2 separate regions of the Homo sapiens genome follow, and region 2 is linked to region 1. A link is a loop called in an ENCODE intact Hi-C map of the cell type or tissue named here. Cell type or tissue: transverse colon. All regions are shown on one strand. Each heading gives the region's core, and the rest is flanking DNA. Links, peaks and the distances in the headings are about the cores only.

Region 1 (9,569 bases), core at 1,542-9,541:
CAATGGCCTCCAGTTTCATCCATGTTGCTGCAAAAGATTTCTCTTTTATTCTTAAACAAAGGCATTCTTATTATCAAAAATTCAAGTGGGCTGGGCACGGTGACTCACACCTGTAATCCCAGCACTTAGAGAGGCTGAGGTGGGAGGATCACTTGAGCCCAGGAGTTCAAGACCAGCCTGGGTAACATGGCAAAACCCTGTCTCTACAAAAAGTACATAAATTAGCTGAGTGTGTTGGTGAGCACCTGTAGGCCCAGCTACTCAGAAGGCTGAAGTGGTAGGATTGCTTGAGTCTGAAAGGTGGAGGCTGCAGTGAGCCAAGATTGCGCCACTGCTCTCCATCCTGGGCAACAGAGCAAGACTCTGTCTCCAAAAAAAAAATTGTTTTTTCAAGTAATTTTGGTCAAACAGAACTTACTTTTCACTACTCACTCTTTATTCCTTCCCTAAGGGAACCAGGTAATGATGGTTTACAATCCATTTCCAAAGCTTAATACTTGTGTGACCTTGGATTTGCTGTTTAATTTTTTTTTTTTTTTTGAGACAGAGTCTTGCTCTGTCACCCAGGCTGGAGTGCAGTGGTGCAATCTTGGCTCACTGCAGCTTCCGCCTCCCAGGTTCAAGCAATTGTCCTACCTCAGCCTCCCAAGTAGCTGGGATTACAGGTGTGCACCACCACGCCCAGCTAATTTTTTGTATTTTTAGTAGAAACGGGGTTTCACCATATTGGCCAAGCTGGTCTTGAACTCCTGACCTTGTGATCTGCCCACCTTGGCCTCCCAGAGTGCTGGGATTACAGGTGTGAGCCACCGTGCCTGGCCTGCTGTTTAATTTTTATGTCCCTCAATTCCTTTACCTGAAAAATGTTAATACCCATGTGGGTGAAATTAGTTAGGTGTTAAATCAGTTAGGTGTGGGTCCTTCCAGACTGCTTCTGTGTATTTAAATACATTTATAGGCTGGGTGCTAGGGTCACACCTGTAATCCCAACACTTTGGGGGTCTGAGGTGGGAGATGGCTTGAGGCCAGGAGTTCAAGACTAGCCTGGGCAACATACTGCCCATAATCTCAAAATGCTGGGATTACAGGCATGAGTTATCATGCTTGGCCTCCTTGAGTTAATTTTAAATGACGTGTGCTCATTGTTAAAAAATAAAATTTACATGAGAAAAAAGTTTTAAAAATTTACAGTCATGCCATCTAGACATATCTATTTATAGGTTTGAGATGGATTCTTCTGTTGTTTTGTATCCGTATCGTATACTAATATTGATGATAGTTCCCTGGGTACCAATTTTTCCTACTACCATATGCTCCGTGTTGTGTCAAGATATAAAAGAAATGCAAACAGAAGTGTGGATGGGCTGGGCGCAGTGGCTCACGCCTATAATCCCAACACTTTCAGAGGCTAAGATGCGAGGATCACTTGAGCTCAAGAGTTCAAGACCAGCCTGAGCAACATGATAAGACCCCCTCTCTACAAAAAAAATTTAAAAACTAGCCAAGCATGGTGGCATGCGCCTGTAGTCTCAGCTACTAGGGAGGCAGAGGTGGGAGATTAAGCCCAGGAGGTAGAGGCTGCAGTGAACTGTGTTCATGCCACTGCATTCCCGCCTGGGTGACAGAGTGAGACTCTGCCTCAAAAAAAAAAAAAAAAGCGTATGTGAACTCCCCAATCTATTTTGAAAACCAATTTGCAGAGACTTCAAAAGACCCAACTCATCCCCTTTGATTTTAAGCTTCTAGTCAGGCTTAAAATTAAAATAAATAAAAAGACTCAATGCTTTGTTAATGACCTCAAATGGCAGGAAAGTGCAGAAAAAGGAGAACTAGGGAAACAACAGGCAGGCAATAGGACTTCTTGGAGTAGTTAAAATTCAGTGAATGAATAACGATATGTGAAGAAGGAGGAGTGTGTTCTTGGTGTGAGGAATAACTTGAATAATTGTTATCAAGGTGGGAATAAGTTGTCTGTGTAAAACGGCCAGAGACCTGCCCACCTGGGAGTGGAGGTCCTTTGGGATTGGTGGGACAGGAGGTTCTGCGGGTGGAGTGGGGCCTGGTGAGGGACCACTGAAGAGCCAGGACAAGATCTAGACTTGGTCTGGTGGAAGGCAATGGGGATTCATTACTGTTGCCAAGCTGCCACATTTTCTGTGTATTTTCTCTTAGGTTCTCCAGTTGCTACTGGAACAGGGACACTTCTGCTGATCCTGTCTGATGTGAATGACAACGCCCCCATACCAGAACCTCGAACTATATTCTTCTGTGAGAGGAATCCAAAGCCTCAGGTCATAAACATCATTGATGCAGACCTTCCTCCCAATACATCTCCCTTCACAGCAGAACTAACACACGGGGCGAGTGCCAACTGGACCATTCAGTACAACGACCCAAGTGGGTACCTGAGTTTTATTTTGGCAACTTTGCTCCAACTGCCATGCTTCCCTTCCCCCAGATCCCCACCTTTCAATTTCCCTTCTCAACTTCTAGATGTCACCCCTTCCATTGATACTTGCTTCCTTGTCCCTTCTGTCTTTGAGGCCTTGCTCCAAAGGTCTTTTTCCTTTCCTGGTATCTAACTTTGTAGCATGCTACCCAGTAATCTAAAACCCAAGCAGGGCTCCCTCTCCCAGCCTCTAGCCACCCTCCACTCCCCTCTCCACTTGCAACCAGGACCATCTTCTCTGCTACCTCCTGCTCCTGGGACCAAACAACACCATTTTTGTGGTTAGCTCCTTCTTGCCAACCAATCGTGAGCTCCCAGATTCATCAGAACTATTCTACCGAGGTGGAGGCAGCTGTCAACTGCCTGGTCAATTTGCATATATGGGCTTCCTACACCTACTTCTCTCTGGGCTTCTATTTCCACCATGACGATGTGGATCTGGAAGGTGTGCACCACTTCTTCCACAAATTGGCCAAGGAGAAGCACAAGGGCGCTGAGTGTCCCTTGAAAATGCAAAACCAGTGTGGCGGCCGCACTGTCTTCCCGGACATCCAGAAGCCATGTAAAGATGAATGGGGTAAAACCCTGGGTGCGATGGAAGTCACTCTGGCCCTGGAGAAGAACCTGAACTGGACCCTTTTGGATCTTCATGCCTTGGGTTCCACCTGCACAGACCCCCATATCTGTGACTTCCTGGAGAGCCACTTCCTAGATGAAAAAGTAAAACTCATCAAGAAGATAGGTGACCACCTGACCAACCTTCACAGGCCAGCCGGCCTCCAGGCCGGGCTGGGCAAAAAGGTTCACCCTCAGGCACACGGGAGCCTACCGAACCCAGCGACATCTGAAGAGCCCCGCTCTGCCTAAGCCTCTCCCTCCAGCCACTAGGCAGCTTTTTTAAACCAACTCTAGAGCCCTCTCCCAAGCCTTAGACCAAATGGAAATAAAGCTTTTTACAGCAAAAAAAAAAAAAAAAAAGTACATACCTAAATAAAACCCAAGCAGCTCTGCTCTCTTCACTCGGCTTGCGGGTGTCTTTAGTTCACTAGCAATTTTATTCTGGAATGAGCTTTTTATTTTCCTCCCCTGGTCTCATCATTTCTTTTTATTGCTTTCTCCAGCCCAAGAATCTATCATTTTGAAGCCAAAGATGGCCTTAGAGGTGGGTGACTACAAAATCAATCTCAAGCTCATGGATAACCAGAATAAAGACCAAGTGACCACCTTAGAGGTCAGCGTGTGTGACTGTGAAGGGGCCGCTGGCGTCTGTAGGAAGGCACAGCCTGTCGAAGCAGGATTGCAAATTCCTGCCATTCTGGGGATTCTTGGAGGAATTCTTGCTTTGCTAAGTAAGTCCAGCTGGCAAGTGACTCAGCCTTTGACTTAAAAAAATGGAGGAGGTTTATTTCCTGGAAATGATTTTTGTTCTTATATTAATAAGGATATAGGTTAGCTGATGTGGGAAAGAGACTCCCAAGTTATGCCAGCCTCCATAAAATAGAAGTTTGTCTCTTACTGAACATTTCAGAGGTAAATGGTCTAAGATGGGAAGGCCATGAAGTCAACAGGGGACCCAGGTTTCTTCTACCTTGTCTCTTTTCATTCTTCAAGACAGTGCATCCCAAGCTTGAGAGCATACAAATCATCTGGGCCTCTTTTTGAACTGGGAAATCTGATCCAGGAGGTCTGGCATAGGGCCACAGATTCTGCATTTCTTTTTTTTTTTTTTTTTTTTTTGAGATGGAGTTTCGCTCTTGTTGCCGAGGCTGGAGTGCAATGGTGTGATCTCAGCTCACTGCACCCTCTGCTTAACAGGTTCAAGCGATTCTCCCGCCTCAGCCTCCTGAGTAGCTGGGACTATGGGCATGTGCCACCACGCCCAGCTAATTTTGTATTTTCAGTAGAGACGGTGTTTCTCCATTTTGGTTAGGCTGGTCTCAGACTCCCGACCTCAGGTGATCCACCCGCCTCAGCCTCCCAAAGTGCTGGGATTACAGGCTTGAGCCACCGCACCCGGCCAGATTCTACATTTCTAACCAGCTCCCAGGCGGTACTGATGTTGCAGTTCCTTAGACCATAGGCAGAGTAGCAAGACCTTGGGGGCTGCCCTCATCAGCGTGGTCTAAGCTAGCCAGCTCACCACCACCACCTCTACATTCCATCCTAGATTGGGGAAGGGGATAACAGAGGAAGTGGAGGCCAAACGACTGGAAGTTGCATATATCACCTCCACTTATATACCATTGGCCCAAACACAGCCACATCTAGCTGCAAGGGAACCTGGAAGCTTCTACTTACAATTGAAAATTGACATGGAGTAGGGGTGGAGTGTAGGGTGAGCAGTGAGTGTCAATGACTAAAAGGATAAAGGAGAAAAAGGATGCTGAGGAAAATTGGCAGTTTCTGCCATAGTCCTTAAACCTGTTTCCATTGGAGCCCACCTGGAGTGAGCCCTAGGGGTGACACAGGAGCTGTTATGGTCAAGGTAAATACTTTTATCATTTACACACAGGGAGAAAGTACTGAATCTATTAAAGGAATAAATTAGCGATGAAAACAGACTATGTGCATCAAAAGACAAAGTATCCATATGGAGGAGTGCACTACATCAGAACTCTGGTAGGGCTTTAAACATGTGAATGATGGAAGAGCAAGCAAATGATTATCACAGCAAATGAGAGCAAGTCAATTAGAAACCTTTGACCTGGTATGGTGGCTCACTCTTTGGGAGACCAGGGTGGGAGGATTGCTTGAAGCCAGGAGTTTGACACCAGCCTGGGCAACAAAGCAAGACTGTCTCTACAAAATAAAAATAAAAAATACATTTTTTTATTAAAAAAAATTTTTTAAAAGAAATGTTTAAAGATCATATATAATTAGTGACTGCAAGGGGTGGTCCAGCTCATGAATGCCTTTGTAGTCAGGGTAGTCAGAAAAGGCTGTTAATTGAGTCTCAAGGACAGTTTTGTGGAAGATGTAAGTGGTTAGGCCACAGGGGCTGGTAGAATTCCAACAGGCAGATGGGTATTTAGGAAGGTTCCCCTCCTAGCAAAGCACAGCAGAGGCTTGAGGAGACTCCTAGAAGAGCAGAGACCAGGCCAAGCTGGTGGGAATGGAAAAAGAATTTTGGAGGGAGCAGTGGGACCAAATCTAGGGTTTTCAATTTAGATTGAGCATGGGTGCCATTGATCCTGCTGCTGCTGCCTCAGTGGACTCCAGGAGAGGGTGCCTTTCAACCTTCCAGAAATGTCTGCTGGGCATCCCATTTGCTTCTGCCCCCTCCTGGTGTCCTCCCAAAGTTGAAGAAAAGGATAGTGCTGTTGAGAATTGAGCAAGCCTTCTGGACTTTCATCCTGCCAGGCTTTACATGGCTTTATTGTGCCATGAGATTAGGTTAATTCATCATTGCCTTGGGCAGGGTAACACAAGCCCTGCCTGCCCACTTCCTAGTCAAATTACATTTCAGTGGCCTGGTCTGCTTTTGGTATAGTGGTTACTGACCAGTACATTCATTCTAAAGGGAATCTTTTTTTTTTTTTTTTTTTTTTTTTAGGCAAGTTCTCATTCTGTGGGCCCGGCTGGAGTGCAGTGGAGTGATCTCAGATCTCAGGTCACTGCAGCCTTGACTTCCGGGGCTCAGGCAATCCTCCCACCTCAGACCCCTGGGTGGCTGGGACCACAGGCATGAGCCACCACACCCAGCTAATTTTTTAATATTTTTTTGTAGAAACAGTGTTTCCTTATGTTGCCCAGGCTGGTCTCAAACTCCTGGTCTCAACCAGTCCTCCCACCTTGGCCTTCCAAAGTGTTGGGATTATAGGCATGAGCCACTGTGCCCAGCCAGGGAATCTTAAAGATTGTAGTTATACTTGAAATATTTTTTTTTTAAATAGGATTACCTAAATTTGCTATGGGTATGTATTTTTTTAGACACTGGGGGTGGGGATTCCCATGTAGAGCAACATTTAAAACAGAGGCAATGCCAGAGTTCAGATGTTCAATTTCAATTTCTTGTATTTTTAACTTCTATGATTATTTTTTCTTTCTTTATTAGAGATGGGTTCTCACTATGTTACTCACATTGGTCTCAAACTCTTGAGCTCAAGTGATCCTCCCACCTTGGCCTCCCAAAGTGCTGGGATTACAGGTGTGAGCCACTCCTCCGGCCAATTTCTTGTTTCTTAAGGGCACAAATGTGCTAGAGGCTGGGCACGGTGGCTCACATCTATAATCTCAACACTTTGGGAGGCTGAGGTGGCAGGATTGCTTGAACCTAGGTTTCAAGATCAGCCTAGGCAACATAGCAAGATCCCATCTCTATTAAAAAAAATTACTAGAGAGACACCAGGAGATCTGAAGCTTTTCATGTTTTCCGCCAATGTTTGATTGCTTACTCTGTGCCAGGCTTTTTCTCAGAGCCTGCGGATACTGGGCTTCTGGCACAGCTGATAAGAGGGGTCATTTTGGAAACGGTAAACTGCCTCTTGCTTTGCATGGATGGGGACTGTGTAGCTCCTATAGTCTTGTTCAGTGCTGTCTCCCTGTGCAGCCAATTCAGTGTTCTTGTTGATGAATCATGGACAAGGGAGTTATGCTGTTTATCTGGATAAGGTTTCTGGCATTTTTCTGGTTTTAGAAATAGGTAGTTGAGGTACATCTGAGAAATCTTTTCCCCAAGTTTATGCAACCTCCTGTTTAAAGATTATGCTTCGGCCGGGCGTGGTGGCTCACGCCTGTAATCTCAGCACTTTGGGAGGCCCAGGTGGGTGGATCACTTGAGGTCAGGAGTTTGAGACCAGCCTGGGCAACATAGTGAAACCCTGTCTCTACTAAAAATACAAAAATTAGCTGGGCATGGTGGCAGGTGCTTGTAGTCCTACCTACTTGGGAGGCTGAGGCAGGAGAATCACTTGAACCCAGGATGTGGTGGTTTCAGTGAGCTGAGATTGCGCCACTACACTCCAGCCTGGGCAACAGAGTGAGACTCTGTCTCAAAATAATAATAAATAAATAAATAAATAAAGATTATGCTTCATAGGGTACAGTATATAGGTACTTGGGCACCCATGGATAGAAAACACATGGAATCTTTTTTTTTTTCATTCACAGTGAATAATATATGTATTTTCTAAGTTAAGTGGTTTCTTTCTGGCTGCTTTAGAGATTTTTTTTTTAAAGTTAAATGTTAATTGTGTATATCCTAGAAATAATCCCAAGATCAAATGTAACCCTTGTGTTAAGCCTTGGAAGTTAAATAGATTTTAAAGCTTGCTTACATGATTCTATCTTAAGAGAAAATAAGAACATACCAGGCAATTTTATAGTCTCTGTCCCACTCCCCATAGCTGGTTATGTATCAATCACATTTGGGCTAACCTAGGAGCCCTGCTCACAAACCTTCAATGGCTCCAACTCAGAATCAAAGCCAAAGTCCTCACAGTGGCCCATATGTCCCTCCCGCCCTGCTTGCCCCTCTGAGCTCTTCTCCATGTCTCTTCCCCTCATGCACCCTGCTACAGCCATGCTGGCCTCCTCACCTTCCCTCCATCACACCAAACATGCTCCTCCTGCCTCAGGACCTCTGTCCTTACTGTTTCCTCTGCCTGGAACACTTTCCCCCAGATTTGGGAAAATGACAGTGATTGAGTTTAAAACCCATCTGAAAGTTAAGGACCATGCTTGAGTTCACATATCACTGTCTACTATGTTGTACTGTACATACCGACTTCAGGGATGTGAGTGTCACGTGGATTGACATCTTCAAGTGTATTGAAGGCAGCTAGTGGCTGTCTAACTGCCCCCTGTCTGGTATGAGGGGTGCTCTGTGATAGCTGCTGCTTCTGGCCTTCTTTATCTTTGGCTCTCAACACTTGCTCTGTCTCCCCCACCATCCCAGTTCTGATTCTGCTGCTCTTGCTGTTTCTTCGGAGGAGAGCGGTGGTCAAAGAGCCCTTACTGCCCCCAGAGGATGACACCCGGGACAACGTTTATTACTATGATGAAGAAGGAGGCGGAGAAGAGGACCAGGTGGGTTTTGAAAACCTTGGTAGCTCAGTGGTGATCTCTTTATTCGGAAGAAGCAATGATTAGTAAGAGGTAGGCATTTGAAACAGCTCTGAATCACTTTGGATATTATCTTTTTAAGGCCTTACCCAAGAAAGTAGACATTGTCATTGACCATCATCATCATCACATCATCACCAACACAGCTAACATTTATTGATCGCATACTGTTCTGCACCTCAGTGAGCGAGCTGAGGCACAGAGAAGCTCAGTAACTTGGCTAAGGTCACACAGCTAGGAAGCGACAGGGCTAAATGGTCTGTCTCAGAGCCTGCCTTCCTCATTGCCATTCTCTGGACGTGAACTTCAGCCAGATTCTCTTTGACATAGAACAACTGGTCTGCTTTGTTTCTTTTGAGTTTTTAGCTAGACCAAACTCCTTTTCTGTCATGGTTATACCTTCAGTCCCTCTGTATTTCCTGATTTTGGAGATGATCTTAACATCTTACCCTGGAGTTGTCCAGGGAACTGTTCAGTGTCTTGGAGAGCCTACTTATTATAGAAAGGGATCCATGGGGGTCTATTACAGAGTCCTGTTTTTGACTGAGGCCACAGAGTGAGGCACAATTTACTGAGCTCCATACAACATAGGGAGGTGGGTGTACAGAGAAAAATATTGTTCTAGATTTCAGGGACTTGTAAGTCTAGTTTGGGGATACCACGTATATTGTATCAGTGAGCAATAGAGCAACCAATCGTGGAATCTCAGCGGCACACAACATGCGTATCTTTCTCATGTACCGTGGGGTAGCTGGAGCAACTGCTGGTCTCATCTAAGCTCATGAGAATCTGTAGGATGGCTGGGGCTCAGCAGATTTAGGCAGAGTTTAGCTGAATGGCTCTAACCTGTGAATTGTGTCCAGGTCTGTTCCATGCAAGTCTCATCTTTGTACCAGAAGCTGGTGCCTTTCAGACCTTTGCCTGTGTCATATGTTACTGTCCCATTGGCTAAGCAAGTCACACAACAAAGCCCCAGATCGATGGATGTATACTTTTCTCACAAGCTGGGGTTGGGAGGGAGTGAATATTTGCCAAACAGTGATCTAATCATCATGTC
Region 2 (15,910 bases), core at 4,347-12,346, 70 kb before region 1:
AAAGGTGTGGCAGGGTCATGGAGGCAGAAGGCTGGAGCTGTGCCTTCCTGGGCACAGAAAGAGGAGGGAGGAGAGGGTCCCAGGATGAGGCTGCAGAGGCAGCTGGGCCAGGGTACCTCTGGGCCTTGGGCCGTGGGTCATGGAGGGTTTTCTCTTTCTGGGCTTTTCATAGGCAAATTATTCACCCGGTTAAAAAATAAGTTTAAATATACATCTTCATATATATATGAAAAAGCTTGTATATATGTCTGTATGGCAGACAGTGAAGTCTCCTTCCCACCCCAAACCACGCTTCACCCAGTTCTTCCCTGGGGCACAGGGAACAGATTTCATTAGTCTCTTGTGTATCCTTTTCAGTGTTTCCTTATGGAAATACAAGCATAGTCTTCTTTCTTTATGCCAGCGTAAATTCCTAACATATGATCCTTTTACACAAAGCATAGCATATGATAGCACTGCTCTGTACCTTGTTTTTCTCCCAGCAACGTATCTGTATGTTCTCTCTCTCTCTCTCCACACATATCTTCCTTAGACCGAATCTTGCTCTATTGTCCAGGCTGGAGTGCAGAGGCGCAATCTCAGCTTGCTGCAGTCTCCGCCTCCCTGGTTCAAGTGATTCTCATACCTCAGTCTCCCGAGTAGCTGAGACTACAGACACATGCCAACACACCCGGCTAATTTTTGTATTTTTAGTAGAGACAGGGTTTCACCATGTTGGCCAGGCTGGTCTCAAACTCCTGGGCTCAAGCAATCCACCTGCCTCGGCTTCCCAAAGTGCTGGGATTACAGGCGTGAGCCACCGTGCCTGGCCCATTTTTATTTTTTTTAATTTTTAAAAAAATTTTTAAAAATTATTTACTTTTTTTTTTTTTTTTTTGAGACAGAGTTTCGCTCTCATTGCCCAGGCTGGAGTGCAATGGCATGATCTCGGCTCACCGCAACCTCCGCCTCCCGGGTTCAAGTGATTATCCTGCTTCAGCCTCCAGAGTAGCTAGGATTACAGGCATGCTACACCACACCTGGCTAACTTTGTTTCTTTGGTAGAGACAGGGTTTCTCCATGTTCATCAGGTTGATCTCCCAACCTCAGGTGATCTGCCCGCCTTGACCTCCCAAAGTGCTGGGATTAGAGGCGTGAGCCACCATGTCCGGCCATTTTAAAAATGTTTAATTTTAATTTCTGTGGGTACAAAGTTGGTGTGTATATTTATGGGGTACGTTCTTTTATTTTCTTTTTATAGCTATGCGGTATGGATGCACCATAGGTTATTTAGCCAGTCCCTGATAGATAGACACTGGGTAGTGTCCTATCTTTTAGGAGACAGTATTTCAGACAGTAACCTGGGATATACATTTTTTTTCTACACATTCTGGTGTATCTGGAAGATGAATTTCCATAGGTGAGCCTGCTGGGTCCAGGTATGTGCATTTGTAATTTTGGCAGATATTGCCTTCCACAAAGACTGTGATCCATTTGCACATCAGCGTTTAGAGACAGTCGGTTCCCACTGTCCCAGTGGAGGTTTTGAGAAAGAGGTTGGGAGAGGTGTTATGTGCCTGCCTGTCTGAAGATAAAACAGTTTTTTTTGTTTTTGTTTTTGTTTTGAGACGGAGTCTCGCTCTTGTCGCCCAGGCTGGAGTGCAATGGTGCAATTTTGGCTCACTGCAACCTCTGCCTCCTGGGTTCAAGCGATTCTCCTGCCTCACCCTCCTGAGTAGCTGAGTACAGGTGCCTGCAACCATGACTGGCTAATTTTTGTGCTTTTAATAGAGACGGGATTTCATCAGTTGGCCAGGCTGGTCTTGAACTCCTGACCTCAGGTGATCCACCTGCCTTGGCCTCCCAAAGTGCTGGGATTACAGGCATGAGCCACCGTGCCCTACCAATAGACAGTTTTGATTTGGGGGAAGGTTTCCAGCAACTAAGTGGTTCTAAACAAGAAGTAATGCCAGCAGCTTCCAGAATGTTCCTTTGGACCAACACTGGAAACAGAGGAGAAAGAGGAACAATTCAGGGGAGGAAAATTAGTTTTTGGTGAGGAATATGTTGAGTTTGAGTGTCTGAAGGACACAGAGGTGGAGTTTTCAAAGGGGTATTTGGGAATGTCAGCTCTGTGCTTGGAATAATGTGAAGTACCAGTTTAAAGAAGGATTTGTATAGGATAGTGATCTTTTTTCCTTAATCTTGTGTCAATAGATACAGAGAGTTTTCAGAGACCTCACACGCTGGAGGATTAAATCATAGAAGGTGTTTGTTTGGAGAGTGTTTACTTGAAGGTGGCCAGCAGATGAAAGACAACTATTTGTGTCCATTTGCACAGGGTTAGAGAGTGGGTCCTGCCAGTGACCTTGCACGCTTGACAGTTAATCCTCCCTGTAGTCCAAGGTGGGAATTTTCATCATCCCCTACTGTGGAAGAGGAATCAGGCTCAGAGGTTGCACTGCTTGCCACCAAGTCACCCCGCCAGGTGATGGCAGTGCTGGGGCTGCAGGCCAGGCCTTTCTCCTTCCAAAACCAGGTCTCTCATCCTGTTCCCTCTACTACACTGTTGCCAAACTCAGCATCTCCAGTGGGACCTGATTCACCTTTCTAAAGGAAACGCCAAACTCAGCATCTCCAGTGGGACTTGATTCATCTTTCTAAAGGAAACGAATTCCCTTCTTCCCTTCGGAGAAGCTGTCATTGTACCTTTTTCATCTCACTTATTTTATTTATTTTATGATTTTTTTTTTAAGAAACAGAGTCTTGCTCTGCTGCCCAGGCTGGAGTGCAGTGGTTTGAACTCCTGGGCTCAAGCAATCCTCCCATCTTGGCCTCTCGAAGTGCTGGGATTACAGGTGTGAGCCACCAGGCCTGGCCTGCCTCTCACTAATTTTGATTGTGATGCTAGAATTCAGCTTTTTTTTTTGCCTTTGGAAGGCCTCTTTTGTCTTTTGCTTATGGGCAGTTTCAGCCGGTTTCCCTCTTGACCTTCACTTCCAAATAAATGCTAGCTGAACAGCGCTTCTCTTCCTTTCGGTCTCTTTCAACTCTCTGGGTCCCAGAAAATCCACTTATATTGGCCTTCAAGACTTGGGAGTGTAGGGACAGGGAAACCGCCTTAAAGAAACTCTTGTTCCAAATGAGACCTACTCAAGCCGCTTGGCCAGGCAGGCATCTGGGGCATGGCTCTTGCTGCTGAAAGAGGGAAAGTTACTACTGGGACCTAATGGGGCCTGCCTAGAAGGGTTGAACCTGTTCCACATGAGCAAGATCATAAACGGTGGCCAGCTCAGGACCCCGTGGGATAATTGGCCAAGTTCTAGATAATAATTAGCTGGCTTTGTAATTAGGAGAGCTTGTAACAAGCCAAAAGCCTTTCAAATTTATTTGACCTGGGCAAGTTCAAGAAGAAGAAGAGCACCTGATTCTGTGGTTTGGCATTCAGGTACGCCTGTACACCTTCTTTCTCCTTGGTTTTTTTTTTTTTTTTTTAAGACAGGGTCTCTGTCGCTCAGGCTGGAGTACAGTGAAGCCATCTTGGCTCACTTCAGCCTCGACCTCCCGGGCTCAAGCAATCCTCCCACCTCAGCCTCCCAAGTAGCTGGGATACAGACACACATCACCATGCCCGGCTAATTTTTAAAATTTTCTTTGGAAAAGGGATCTCGCTATATTGCCCAGACTGGTCTGGAACTCCTGGGCTCAAGGGATCTTCCCACCTTGGCCTCCCAAAGTGCTGGATTTACAGGCATGACGCCCAGCTGTTTCTCTATTCCCAAAAGAGAAGTTTCAGCATGTCTTCACCTTCATTGTCGCAGCAGCTTCCTTCCTGGTCTCCCCACTTATTCCTTCCCCTTCCTCCAAGCCAGTCTTTTCTCCATCCATCAGTCAGAGTTGATGGTTTTTAAAATTAAGTTAGAAAATATCACGCCTGCTCCAAATTACCCATGGTTCCCCATTTCAAACAAAATAAGCGCCTAAGTCCTTTCTATGACTTCTGAGGCTTCACTGATCTGTCCTTTGACTCATGTACCTGGGGTCCTCATCTCTTCCCACTCTTCTGCATGCTCACTTTGCCCAACAACTTTGTTTCCTGGTTATACTTAGAACACACTACACACTCTTCTACCTCAGGGCCTTTGCACTGGCTGTGACCATTCCCATAATATCTGCACAGCTCACTCTTTTCTGTCCTGAAAAGACTGCAAGCCTTTGCTTAAATGTCACTCCCGCCCTCAGGGAGGACTTTCTTGAACCCCTTATTTATTTATTTATTTATTTATTTAGAGACGGAGTCTCACTCTGTCATCCAGTCTGCAGTGCAGTGGCGCAATCTCGGCTCACTGCAACCTCTGCCTCCTGGGTTCAAGCAGTTCTCCTGCCTCAGCCTCCTGAGTAGCTGGGGTTAGAGGCATGGGCCACCACGCCTGGCTAATTTTTGTATTTTTAGTAGAGACAGGGTTTTACCATGTTGGCCAGACTGGTCTCAAACTCCTAACCTCAGGTGATCCACCTGCCTCGGCCTCCCAAAGTGCTGGGATTATAGGGATGAGCCACCGTGCCTGGCCCAATTTATTTATTTTTTGAGACAGAGTCTTGCTCTGTCACCCAGGCTGGAGTGCAGTGGTTTGACCTCTGCTCACTGCAACCTCAGACTCCAGAGTAGCTGGGATTATAGGTGCCTGCCCTCACACCTGGCTAATTTTTGTATTTTTGTATTTTTTTTTTTTTTTTGAGATGGAGTCTCAACTCTGTCACCCAGGCTGGAGTGCAGTGGCTTGATCTCGGCTCACTGCAACCTCCGCCTCCCGGGTTCAAGCAATTCTCCTGTCTCAGCCTCCCAAGTAGCTGGGATTACAGGCATGTGCCACCACGCCTGGCTAATTTTTGTATCTTTAGTAGAGACTGGGTTTCACCATGTTGGCCAGGTTGGTCTTGAACTCCTGACCTCAGGTGATCCACCCGCCTTGGCCTCCCAAAGTGCTGCGATTACAGGCGTGAGCCACCACACCCAATCTGGACCCCCTATTTATGATAGTAAACCCTGCCCTCAGCCCTCCCCACCTCTTTTACTTAATTTTCTTCTAGTACTTTTCACTGTCTAACATGCTATGTATTTCACTTATTTCTCCTGTTCACTGCGGGTCTCCTCCCACTAGAACAGAAGCCTCAGGAGGCCAGGGATTTTTAATGTCTTTTGTTTTGTACTTGGGCTGAATTGCAGTTAGAATAGTGCTTGGTACATAATAAGGGCTCAGTAAGTATCCGAAGGAATGAATGAATGAGAGGTTTCAGAGTGTATTTAATACAGACAGGACTAAACAGATCTCTCTAGAGGATATTTCACTGTAGTTGTTTTTTTCTTTTTTTAAAGACAGGGCTTTATGTATTAGCCACAGAGAAGGGAGGAGGGGTGTTCTCAGGGCGTGTGCCTCTGGTTGGCACTCCCCAGTTTCTCTGAGCTCTGCACACCCCTGATGTAACCTTACCTAATTGTCTTGTCACAAAACAGCTTGCAGTCTGGAGTCTAAAGGTCAGATGAGCCATTTCTACCCCACACTTCTGAGTGTAAGGAAGCACCAGATCAAAATCTAGGCAGATATCTGAGCCCGCCAGAGCCATCTGTTTGGTTTCCTATTGTGTGGGTAACACCTTCCTTGAGCAAGGCTCTCAGATACACCCAACACCTGCCCCCTGGGTATCTCAGCATCCTTCAGACCCATGAATTGTTCAAGAACCGATGTCTGTTCTTCCAGTTTTTGGCAGTGCAGAGGAGCCTGGAAAGAGCTTGATGAGAGACGCAAAAAGCTCAAAGACAAAAATGCAAGGCCGGCCAGGCGTGGTGGCTCACGCCTGTAATCCCAGCACTTCGGGAGGCCGAGGCACAAAAATCTCTTGAACCTGGGAGGTGGAGGTTGCAGTAAGCTGAGATCGCGCCACTGCACTCCAGCCTGGGCGACAAAGCGAGACTCAGTCTCAAAAAAAAAAAAAAAAAAAAGCAAGGCCTGCTTAATCAGATCTCGGCCAAGATAAAAATCTCATGGCTTCAAAATCCATCTGATCAATAAATATTCATGAGAGAGTACTGTAGGGCAACATCTTGTAAATCTTTTTTTTTTCTTATTTTCTTGAGAGGGAGTCTCCCTCTGTCACCCAGGCTGGAGGGCAGTGGTGCAATCTTGGCTCACTGCAACCTCTGCCTCCCAGGTTCAAGCGATTCTCCTGCCTCAGCCTCCTGAGTAGCTAATTTTTAGCCACCATGCCCGGCTAATTTTTGTATTTTTAATAGACACGGGGTTTCACCGTGTTACCCAGGATGGTCTCAATATCCTGACCTCGTGATCTGCCCTCCTCGGCCTCCCAAAGTGCTGGGATTACAGGCGTGAGCCACCGCGCCCGGCACATCTTACAAATCTTTATGTAACCTAGACTGTCCTGCCTTCAGCAGGGTAATGGCTTAATGGGTAGTGTGGCTAGATTTAGCAAATAACAATACAGGACTATCAGTTACATTTGACTTTCAGATAAACGATGGCTAATATTTAGCATAAGTATGTCCCATGCAATATTTGAGACATACTTAAAAAAAAATTATTTGGCAGGGGCAGGGCACGGTGGCCGACTGTAATCCCAGTACTTTGGGAGGCTGAGGCAGGCGGATCATGAGGTCAGCAGATCGAGACCATCCTGGCTAACATGGTGAAACCCCATCTCTACTAAAAATACAAAAAAAAATTGGCCAGGCGTAGTGGCAGGCGCCTATAGTCCCAGCTACTTGGGAGGCTGAGGCAGGAGAATGGCTTGAACCTGGGAGGTGGAGCTTGCAGTGAGCCAAGTGAGCCATTGTACTCCAGCCTGGGTGACAGAGCGAGATTCTGTCTCAAAAAAAAAAAAAAAAAATTATTCGGCAGGGCACAGTGGCTCATGCCTGTAATCCCAGCACTTTGGAATGTTGAGGTGGGAGGATCCCTTGAGACCAGCCTGGGCAACATAGGGAGACCCTGTCTCTACAAAAGATTTTTAAAAATTAGCCAGGCCTGGTGGCATGAGCTGGCAGACCCAGCTACCTGGGAGGCTAAGGTGGGAGGATCACCTGAGACCACAGAGGTCAAGGCTGCAGTGAGCTGTGACTGCCTCCCTGCACTCCAGCCTGGGCGACAGAGTGAGACACTGTCTCAAGAAAAAAGAAAAGTATTTGTTGTTGTACTCTGTATTGTGATCATAAGCAACAGTGTATTGAGCGGTGCTTTCTGTATGTTGAACTCTTCCCGTATGCCATCTCCTGTAACCCTCATGCACACAGGTGTGTCATGCACACAGGAAGTGGGAGAGCCTGGCCGTATGTCTGGTGGCTGTTGGACTCCAAAGTCTGTGCTCTTTATAGCAGGAAAAGGCAACTCACAGAACAGTCTGTGAGCAGCCAGGTGAAAGGGATGGATCATTCCTTCTCTGAAGGTCTCAGGTGACAGAGGTATTTGTCTGTCCATTCACTTAATGAATTTGTGCTGAGCACCTGCCAAGCCCTCTGCTAGGCATTGGGGATGCAGCGGGGCCCAAACAGAGAAAAAGCCCTGTCCTCATGGAATTTCTCTTCTAATTGGAGGGGACAGGTAGATGGTGATGTATGGAAGAAAGAATAAAACTCAGCAGGAAGGGTGATAAAAACTATGCATTGGGGTGGAGAAATTTAGGGGCAGTCATCACTAAGAAGGATGGCATTTGTGTAAAGAAGAAGAAGTGAGGTGCTCAATAGATGTTAGAACTGGACTGTGTCAGCTGGGTGTGGTGGTTTATGACTGTAATCCCAAGCCAAGGCAGGTAGATCTCTTGAGCCCAGGAGTTCAAGACCAGCCTGGGCATGATAGAACCCCGCCTCTACAAAAAATCCAAAAATTAGCCAGGTGTAGTGGCATATGCTTGTAGTCCCAGCTACTTGGGAGCTGGGGTGAGAGGATCACTTGAGCCTGGGAGGTTGAAGCTGCCTGGGAGGTTTAGCCATGATCGTACCACTGCATTCCAGCCTGGGTGACAGGGCAAGACTCTGTCTCAAAAAAAAAAAAAAAAAAAAAATAGAATTGGACTGTATCTTGAGGGGACTGGACTTCTACATTCAAGTCTATATTCATGTCATTGAAAAAGACTGTTCTCTAGTCAGGCATTTTTCTTTTAATTTTTAAATTTTTTGTTAAAATAAATAGAGAGGGTCTTGTTACGTTGCCCAGGCTAGTCTCGAACTCCTGAGCTTAAGCAATACCCCCGCCTTGGCCTCCCAAAGTGCTAGGATTACAGGTCTGAGCCACCATGCCCGGCCAGGCCAGGCATTTTCTAGAGAAGGAATCCTGAGGGCTCATTTTCACATCTCCTTCATTTTTTATTTATTTATCTTTCTCTTTTGACCTGCCACTTTAGGAACATCTCCTTTAAAGGGTATCAGATTCAAACCAGGAAATAATGCTCATTCCAAGCCACTCCCCACCCCTCAGCATGTTGCCCAAGAGGAATATTGCTCCAGCAGAGTTTTCTAAATTTTTTTTTTTTTTTTTTTTGAGACAGAGTCTTGCTCTTGTTGCCCAGGCTAGAGTGCAGTGGCCTGATCTCGGCTCATTGCAACCTCTGCCTCCCGGGTTCAAGCGATTCTCCCACCTCAGCCTCCGGTGTAGCTGGGATTACAGGCATGTGCCACCACACCTGGCTACTTTTTGTATTTTTCGTAGAGACGGGGTTTCACCATGTTGGCCAGGCTGGTCTCCAACTCCTGACCTTAGGTGATAAGCCCTCCTCGGCCTCCCAAAGTGCTGGGATTACAGGCATGAATGAGCCACTGTGCCTAGCCGAGTTTTCTAAAGATTCTTCCTGCAGAGGGATGATATTTTCTAAACAGGCATCATTTAGGGCATATTTTTTTTTTTTTTTTGTGCATGTATACGAGTGTTCCTAGGACCTGGTACTTACTTTGGAATCTCACCTTCAGTACGAGGCTTCCTCCCCAACAAATTCTTCACCACAACTATGTGGGAGTGTTTGAAAAAGGGAACAAGATGACCAACTTGTTGGTGGGGAGAGTTGTGGCTTTCCTATTGGAAAACATCATCCCTTGAATAAGCAGTGAGGCAAACACCTGGGCACTTACTTTATGAACAGGTGGGGTGGGGCCCTGAGTCACCGACATTGAGAGGCCTCTCCTGGTAAGGTTTTTCAATATCAGGTTGAATCAGCGGTGACATCACCCTCTATAGTGACAGGTACTCTAGGTGCCGGCTCTTACTCATAAGTCCCAGGAGATACTAGCCCTAGATCTCGTCTCTGTTAGCTTCGTGCTAAAAGGTTTTGGAGAAATAACAGCTGCTTGGTGACGTTCATGTGGCTGGTTTCATTACCACCTAACTCCCAGGCTTGTAATCATGACTAAATTTTCTGGAGAAAATAGAATTTGTGGTTGTATTTCTTGTAACTTTTGCCTTCTTGTCTCAAGTCTGCATTTAAAAAGAGGCCGGGTGCGGTAGCTCATGCCTGTAATCCAGCACTTCGGGAGGCCAAAGTGGGAGGATTGCTTGAGCCCAGAAGTTGGAGACCAGATTGGGCAACAAAGGGAAACCCTGTCTCTACATACAAAAACAATTACCCAGGCATGGTGGCGTGTGCCTGTGATCCCAGCTTCATGGGAGGCTGAGGCAGGTAGATCCCTTGAGTCCAGGAGGTTAAGGCTGCAGTGAGCTGCGTTTTGCACCACTGCACTCCAGCTTGGGTGACAGAGCGAGACGCTCTCTCAAAAACAAAAAACAAAACAAAACAAAGCCCTCTTCTACTCCTTGAGGTTTTTGGATGTTTCAGAGCTGTATTTTGAGTCTCTGATTTTTGTTTTGTTTTGTTTTGAGACAGAGTCTTGCTCTGTCACCCAGGCTGGAGCGCAGTGTTGGAGTCTCAGCTCACTGCAACCTCCACCTCCCAGGTTCAAGCTATTCTCCTTCCTCAGCCTCCCGAGTAGCTGGGATTATAGGCCAGCGCCACCATGCCCGGCTAATTTTTGTATTTTTAGTAGAGACAGGGTTTCACCATGTTGGCCAGGCTGGTCCTGACCTCAAGTGATCCGCCCACCTTGGCCTCCCAAAGTGCTGGGATTACAGGTGTGAGCCATGGCAACCAGCTGAGTTTTTGATTTTGAAACTTCCTGTAAGTTGTACTTATTTTTCTTTGGGCTTTGTAATTTGGTTATGATTTTTCATTCTTCTTTCTGCTAATCCTCTCACTTCCACCATGGGAGTGTTTAAATACCTGGGAAGCTGTTGAACCTAGGAAACCACATTTTACTTGCCAGATGTGAGGTTTCATTTCTGGTTTTGACAGAGATTTGACTCTTCAGCATTTATTTCTCTTTTAGCCTATGAGCTTCTCTTAGAGAAGATGAACTGGGAGGGTGGAATGCAGCAGGATTGCCTGGATTCCAATCCCAACTGGACCCTTACTTTTCCTGTGATTTTGGGCAAGTTTCTTTCTCTTTCTTTCTTTCTCTCTCTCTTTTTCTTTCTCTCTCTCTCCTTCCTTCCTTCCTTCCTTCCTTTCTTTCTTTCTTTTTTTTGAGACAGGGCCTTTTTCTGTCACCCAGGCTGGAGTGGAGTGGTACAATTTTGGCTCACTGCAACCTCTGCCTCCTGGGCTCAAGTCATCCCCATCCTCCCACCTCAGCCTCCCAAGTAGCTGGGACTACAGGTGCATGCCACCACTCCAGGCTAATCTTTTTTTTTTTTTTTTTTGTATTTTTTGTAGAGACGAGGTTTTGCCATGTTGCCCAGGCTGGTTTTGAACTCCTGAGCTCAAGCCATCTGCCCGCCTCAGCCTCCCAAAGTGCTGGGATTACGGATGTGAGTTGCTGCACTGGCCTGCAAGTTTCTTTCTTTTTTTTCAAATTTTTTTGTGTCCCTCCCCTCTATCCCAACCCCACCCCATTTTGCCTAGGGTAGGCTTCTTTTTATTTCTTTTTTTTTTTTTTTTTTTTTTTTTTTGAGAGAGAGAGAGAGAGAGAGACCCAAATGGGAATTCCCTAGGGCCAGTTTCTTAATCTTTCTGTGCCTCAGTCCCCTCACCTGTACAAAGGGGATAAACATAGCCCCTACCACAAAGGATTGCAATGAGGATTCAATGAGTTAGCATGTGCGAAGTGCTTCCAGTGCCTGGTACGTAGCAACCACTCTTCATTTAGTTTTTATTGGCTGGGCTCCGTGGTACACATCTGTAGTCCTAGCTACTTGGGAGGTTGAGGCAGGAGGATCACTTGAGCCTGGGAGTTTCGAGGCTGCAGTGCATGCTGATTGTGCCCGTGAATAGTTACTGCTCTCCAACCTGGTCAATGTCTCAAGAATCGATCTCTAAAAAAACAAATTAGTTTTTCTCATTAGATGTTTCTGCTTTAGACTTGTGTCAAGGGAGTGAAAAAGCATGGGGCGGGGGGCGGGTAGTGTAAGTGTCAAAGGAGCCACAGAGGATTGAGTATGAGGAAGAGTGATACCCCCTTATCACTTTGCTCTTGACCTCCTAAAGAATAAGACGCTCCTTTGACCCAACATCCATTTGAGTGCAATTTTTTTTTTTTTTGAGATGGAGTCTTGCTCTGTTGCCCAGACTGGTGCCATCTCGGCTCACTGCAACTTCCGCCTCCCGGGTTCAAGCAATTCTCCTGCCTCAGCCTTCTGAGTAGCTGGGATTATAGGCGCCTGCCACCATGCCTGGCTAATTTTTTCTATTTTTAGAGAGATGGGGTTTCACCATGTTGGTCAGGCTGGTCTCAAACTCCTGACCTCAGATGATCTGCCCCTCTAGCCCTCTCAAAGTGTTGGGATTACAGGTGTGAGCCACCGTGCCCAGCTAATTACATTTAATTAATTTATTTTGAAAAATACAAGGTCTCACTGTGTTGCCCAGGTTGGTCTCAAACTCCTCGGCTCGGGCAATCCTCCTGCCTCAGCCTCCGACAAGTGGTGGGATTACAGGGGGCACAGTGGCTCATGCCTGTTATCCCAACACTTTGGGAGGCCAAGGCAGGAGAATCGCTTGAGCCCAAGAGTTCAAGACCAGCCTGGGCAACATAGCAAGACCCCCATCTCTACCAATAATAATAGTATTGTTATACAATGACCACAATAGTCGTTGCATTCATTTATTGATTGAGTACTCAACTGTTCATGTATGATCTTGTTTTTTTAATCCTTGCATCAACTTTAGAGTTAGGTACTATGGCAATTCCATTTTCTTTTCTTTCTTTTTTTTTTTTTTTTGGTTGAGATGGAATTTTGCTCTGTTGCCTGGGCTGGAGTGCAATGGTGCGATCTTGGCTCACTGCAACCTCCGCCTCCCGAGTTCAAGCGATTCTCCTGCCTCAGCCTCCCAAGTAGCTGGGATTACAGGCGCGTACCACCATGCCCAGATAATTTTTGTATTTTTTAATGGAGACAAGGTTTCACCATTTTGGCCAGGCTGGTGTCAAACTCCTCACCTCAGGTGATCTGCCTTGGCCTCCCAAAGTGCTAGGATTATAGATTATAGGCGTGAGCCACCACGCCGGGCCTGACAATTCCATTTCCAAATCATAAACAGAAGCTTCTACAGCTAGGGGAGCTGGGAAGGAAAAGTGTGTACCGCCCTGGCTGGCTTTTATCCTTCCTGTGCTCAGCGGCTCTATTTCTAAGAATGTTTCCATTCTAGATCCATCACTTTGGCCTAGAAAGGAGCCTCATGCCAAGGTCCACCCATGCAGCCCCTAAAATCCCCTTTTCCACCGTGCCCGGCTGAGTTTTTAAAATTCTAGTTTTCCACAGATGGAAATGTGAACTGTCTTGTAAAGTATTCCATATATATATATTTTTTTTTTTTTTTTAATTTTTTTTTTTTGAGATGAAATCTTGCTCTTGTCCCCCAGGCTAGAGTGCAATGGTGCGCTCTCAGCTCACTGCAAGCTCTGCCTCCCGGGTTCATGCCATTCTCCTGCCTCAGCCTCCTGAGTAGCTGGGACTATAGGTGCCCAACACCACGCCCAGCTAATTTTTTTTTTTTTTTTTTTTGCATTTTTAGTAGAGACGGGGTTTCACCGTGTTAGCCAGGATGGTCTCAATCTCCTGACCCCATGATCCTCCCCCACTCAGCCTCCCAAAGCACTGGGATTACAGGCATGAGCCACCACGCCCAGCCCTTCTAAAGTATTTTAAATTCTAGTTTTCCAAAGATGGGAATGTGAATTGTCTTGTAAAGTATAACCGTCTCCTGCCCCTCCTTTATAACAGGCCTTGGAGAATTTTGCCCCTCCTTTATAACAGGCCTTGGAGAATGTTTCTCCCCCATTCTTTCTCTTTAATCTGGGCAAGGTGTCTTTATTAATAATATCACAGACCACCACACACACCTTGAGGTTTAGTTCTCTTCCGCACAGTGTGTGAGTGCCTTCTGTGTGCTCTGTGTCAGTTACCAGCCTTGTTTCCAGGAGTTTGGAGCTGACCCAGGGGTGATAGAAAACACTGGGATGCCAAGTCGTCAGACAATGGGCTCATTTAGAATTCAGGTGGGGTGGGACTGTGTGGGCTGGGTCAGCTGGTGGAGCTTCCCCAGAGTGGGGAGGCCAGGGGGAGTCTGGGATGTGGGGTGGTATGTGAACAGGAATACGGGGAGACTCTCAGCCTCTGTTGTTGGCTGAGAGGGGGATGCCCCAAGCCTAGAGAGGTGGGGGCGGGACCTCCTGTGCAGAGACTGGGAGACAGGAATATGACAGATGGTATATTTGGATGGTGACTCAGATAGGTCAAGTGAAACTGAACTTCCGGTCCTCGAGTCACACAGGAGGGTAGGGGCTGTGAGAAAACTCCCTCGTTGGTTCTTCCTACAGGGCCTTTGAGGCAGACAGGGCTCAACAGAGCCTGGCAGGACTGCAGAAGGACAATAGTGTGGCTGGTTGGGTGAGGCCCTTTTGGCCTGAAGGCTAGCAAGCTGGGAGAACTTGGAGAACCCGGACAGCAGGTCCTCTGCCCTCCCGCTGCCTGGGGCAGCCCTTGGAGAGGCCTGAGTGGTCTAGGCTGATACATCAGGCTTGGGGCAGCCCCGCTGGGCTATCCCATACCCTCTCCCCTGCCCCCACATGTTTATCCCAAATCCCCTTCTCCTCAAGCTTGCTTCTAGGTGCCCATCTCACCCATCCTACCCATCCATGTGTCTATCCTCCATTCGTTTGTTCAGTAATGATGGAGGGGCTGTTATGCGCCAAGCACTGTTGTGAATGGCGGACACAGAGACCCAGACACATATGAATGTCCCCCATCATGGAATTTGTATTCTCAGGTATTGCAGGGAGCAGGCAATAAACATAATCAATGTGCAAAATATTTAGAGCACTGAGTGGAGACAGGTGTGTAGGAAAGATGAATCGGAATGGAGCATTGCTGGGAAGTACTAGGGTGATCTGAGAAGGCCTCACTGAAGGGGGACATTTGAGCAAAGACCCAAGAGAGGTGAAGGATCAGGCCATGTGACTAGGTAGGGAAGGGTGTTCTAGACGGAGGGGAGGGCGTTCTAGATGGAGGGAACAGCAAAGACACACCCCTGACACTGAGCAGAAGGGCAAGGTCAGTGATCAAGGGGCAGGGGCTGGCAGAAGGGCAGAGGGGGTGGCAGCATGTGGAGGGCCTTGTACCCATCACCAGGACTTTGTCTTTCACTTGGGACTCCTCTGGTCCTTTAGCCCAGATCCACCGGCTGCCTCCTCCTGCCAGTTCTGCCTCCCCTCTCCATTCTGGGCAGTGGAGCCTGATGGTTAGTAGCATGGGCACTGGCCTGCCTGCTCAGGTTCTGAGCTGAGCACAGAGGTCTGGGCCTCCCCTGGGCTTCTGCTCCATTTGGCCCAGGGTGGGGCCATGGACTCCCATTTCCAATGGCGCTGCTGGCTCTGGCATATTCTGACCCCTCCACTGGGGACACCTCCCAGTGTTCCTTGCCTGGCTCATTTCTCTCTCAGGGCCATCTTCGTTGTTGCTACCTCTAGGAAGCCTTCTCTGATCCTCATCCCCAAGGCCTGTGTCGGGATACGTCCTACTCCTTCCCTTTGCCAGTTGGGATCCCCTGGGTTCCTTTATGCTCCCCCACCAGGCTGGGTACTTGGGAAGTATTCGCAGCCCCCAGCATTAAGCCTGGCATGTAGTTGCCACTCAGTGAGTAGTTTGATGAGGGGCTCTTTGCTGTGGGAGGATTAGGCTGCAGGGTTACCCCATAACCCCCAGTGGAGGTGACTTATGTCCATCTTTTGGGGACTTTTGCAGTGAGGGAGTGCATTATAATGGAGAGGAGGAAGCCAGATTCCTAAAACTTTCAATCACATTTTGCTCCTCTCAGAAACAAAAACAAAACAAAACAAAAACACAGGCCGGGCATGGTGGATCACGCCTGTATTCTCAGCACTTTGGGAGGCCAAGGCCAGAGGATCACCTGAAGTCAGGAGTTTGAGACCAGCCTGGCCGACATGGCGAAACCCAGTCTGTACTAAAAACATAAAAATTATCCGGGCGTGTTGGTGGGCGCCTATAATCCCAGCTACTTGGGAGGCTGAGGCAGGAGAATCGCTTGAACCCCTGGGAGGCAGAGGTTGGAGTGAGCCAAGAGTGAGCACCACTGCACTCCAGCCTCGGCAACAGAGCAAGATTCCGTCTCAAAAAAAAAAAAAAAAAAAAAAAAAAAAAAAGCCCCAAACCAGCTGAGCTTAGATGGATCTCTCTGGCCATCTTTTTAAACAGTAAGGGACCTTTAAAAAGTTTGATTCCTCTCTTCCCCACAGCAAGGCTATTTGCTTCCTGAAGATAAATCAATTGTAAAAAGTAGCTTAATTTAAAGCGTTCAATTCCCCTGCTTTTTACATTGAGGAGAAATTATGGTGACAGCTATTCCTGTTTTGCGTGCTTAG

The links. Peaks named below come from ENCODE experiments on the same cell type or tissue, not always from the same donor. Only the 100,000 strongest peaks of a DNase experiment are listed, where the experiment ranks them.
Region 2: it touches region 1 in a loop (14-fold over the local background); 3 of 110 quality-filtered maps call a loop at or near these places.

The regions. Positions count from the first base shown.
Region 1 is chr16:68,819,829-68,829,397 of GRCh38, forward strand. CDH1 (cadherin 1) reads left to right here. Exons shown (of 16, transcript NM_004360.5): 12 at 2,173-2,397; 13 at 3,571-3,798; 14 at 8,346-8,476. It also overlaps the pseudogene FTLP14. Among named protein-coding and RNA genes, the nearest start is that of TANGO6, 19 kb to the right of the region's middle. In transverse colon, for the core only: no CTCF peak of the experiment used is centred there; a DNase peak (open chromatin) is centred at 5,872.
Region 2 is chr16:68,747,253-68,763,162 of GRCh38, forward strand. All of the region lies in intron 2 of CDH1 (cadherin 1), which reads left to right. Among named protein-coding and RNA genes, the nearest start is that of CDH1, 18 kb to the left of the region's middle. RefSeq lists enhancers at 6,284-7,241, 9,275-9,419, 9,413-9,512, 10,004-10,148, 10,193-10,242 and 4 more and cis regulatory regions at 9,347, 10,076, 11,557. In transverse colon, for the core only: no CTCF peak of the experiment used is centred there; DNase peaks (open chromatin) are centred at 5,539, 7,319, 7,779 and 9,149; H3K27ac peaks cover 6,525 bases.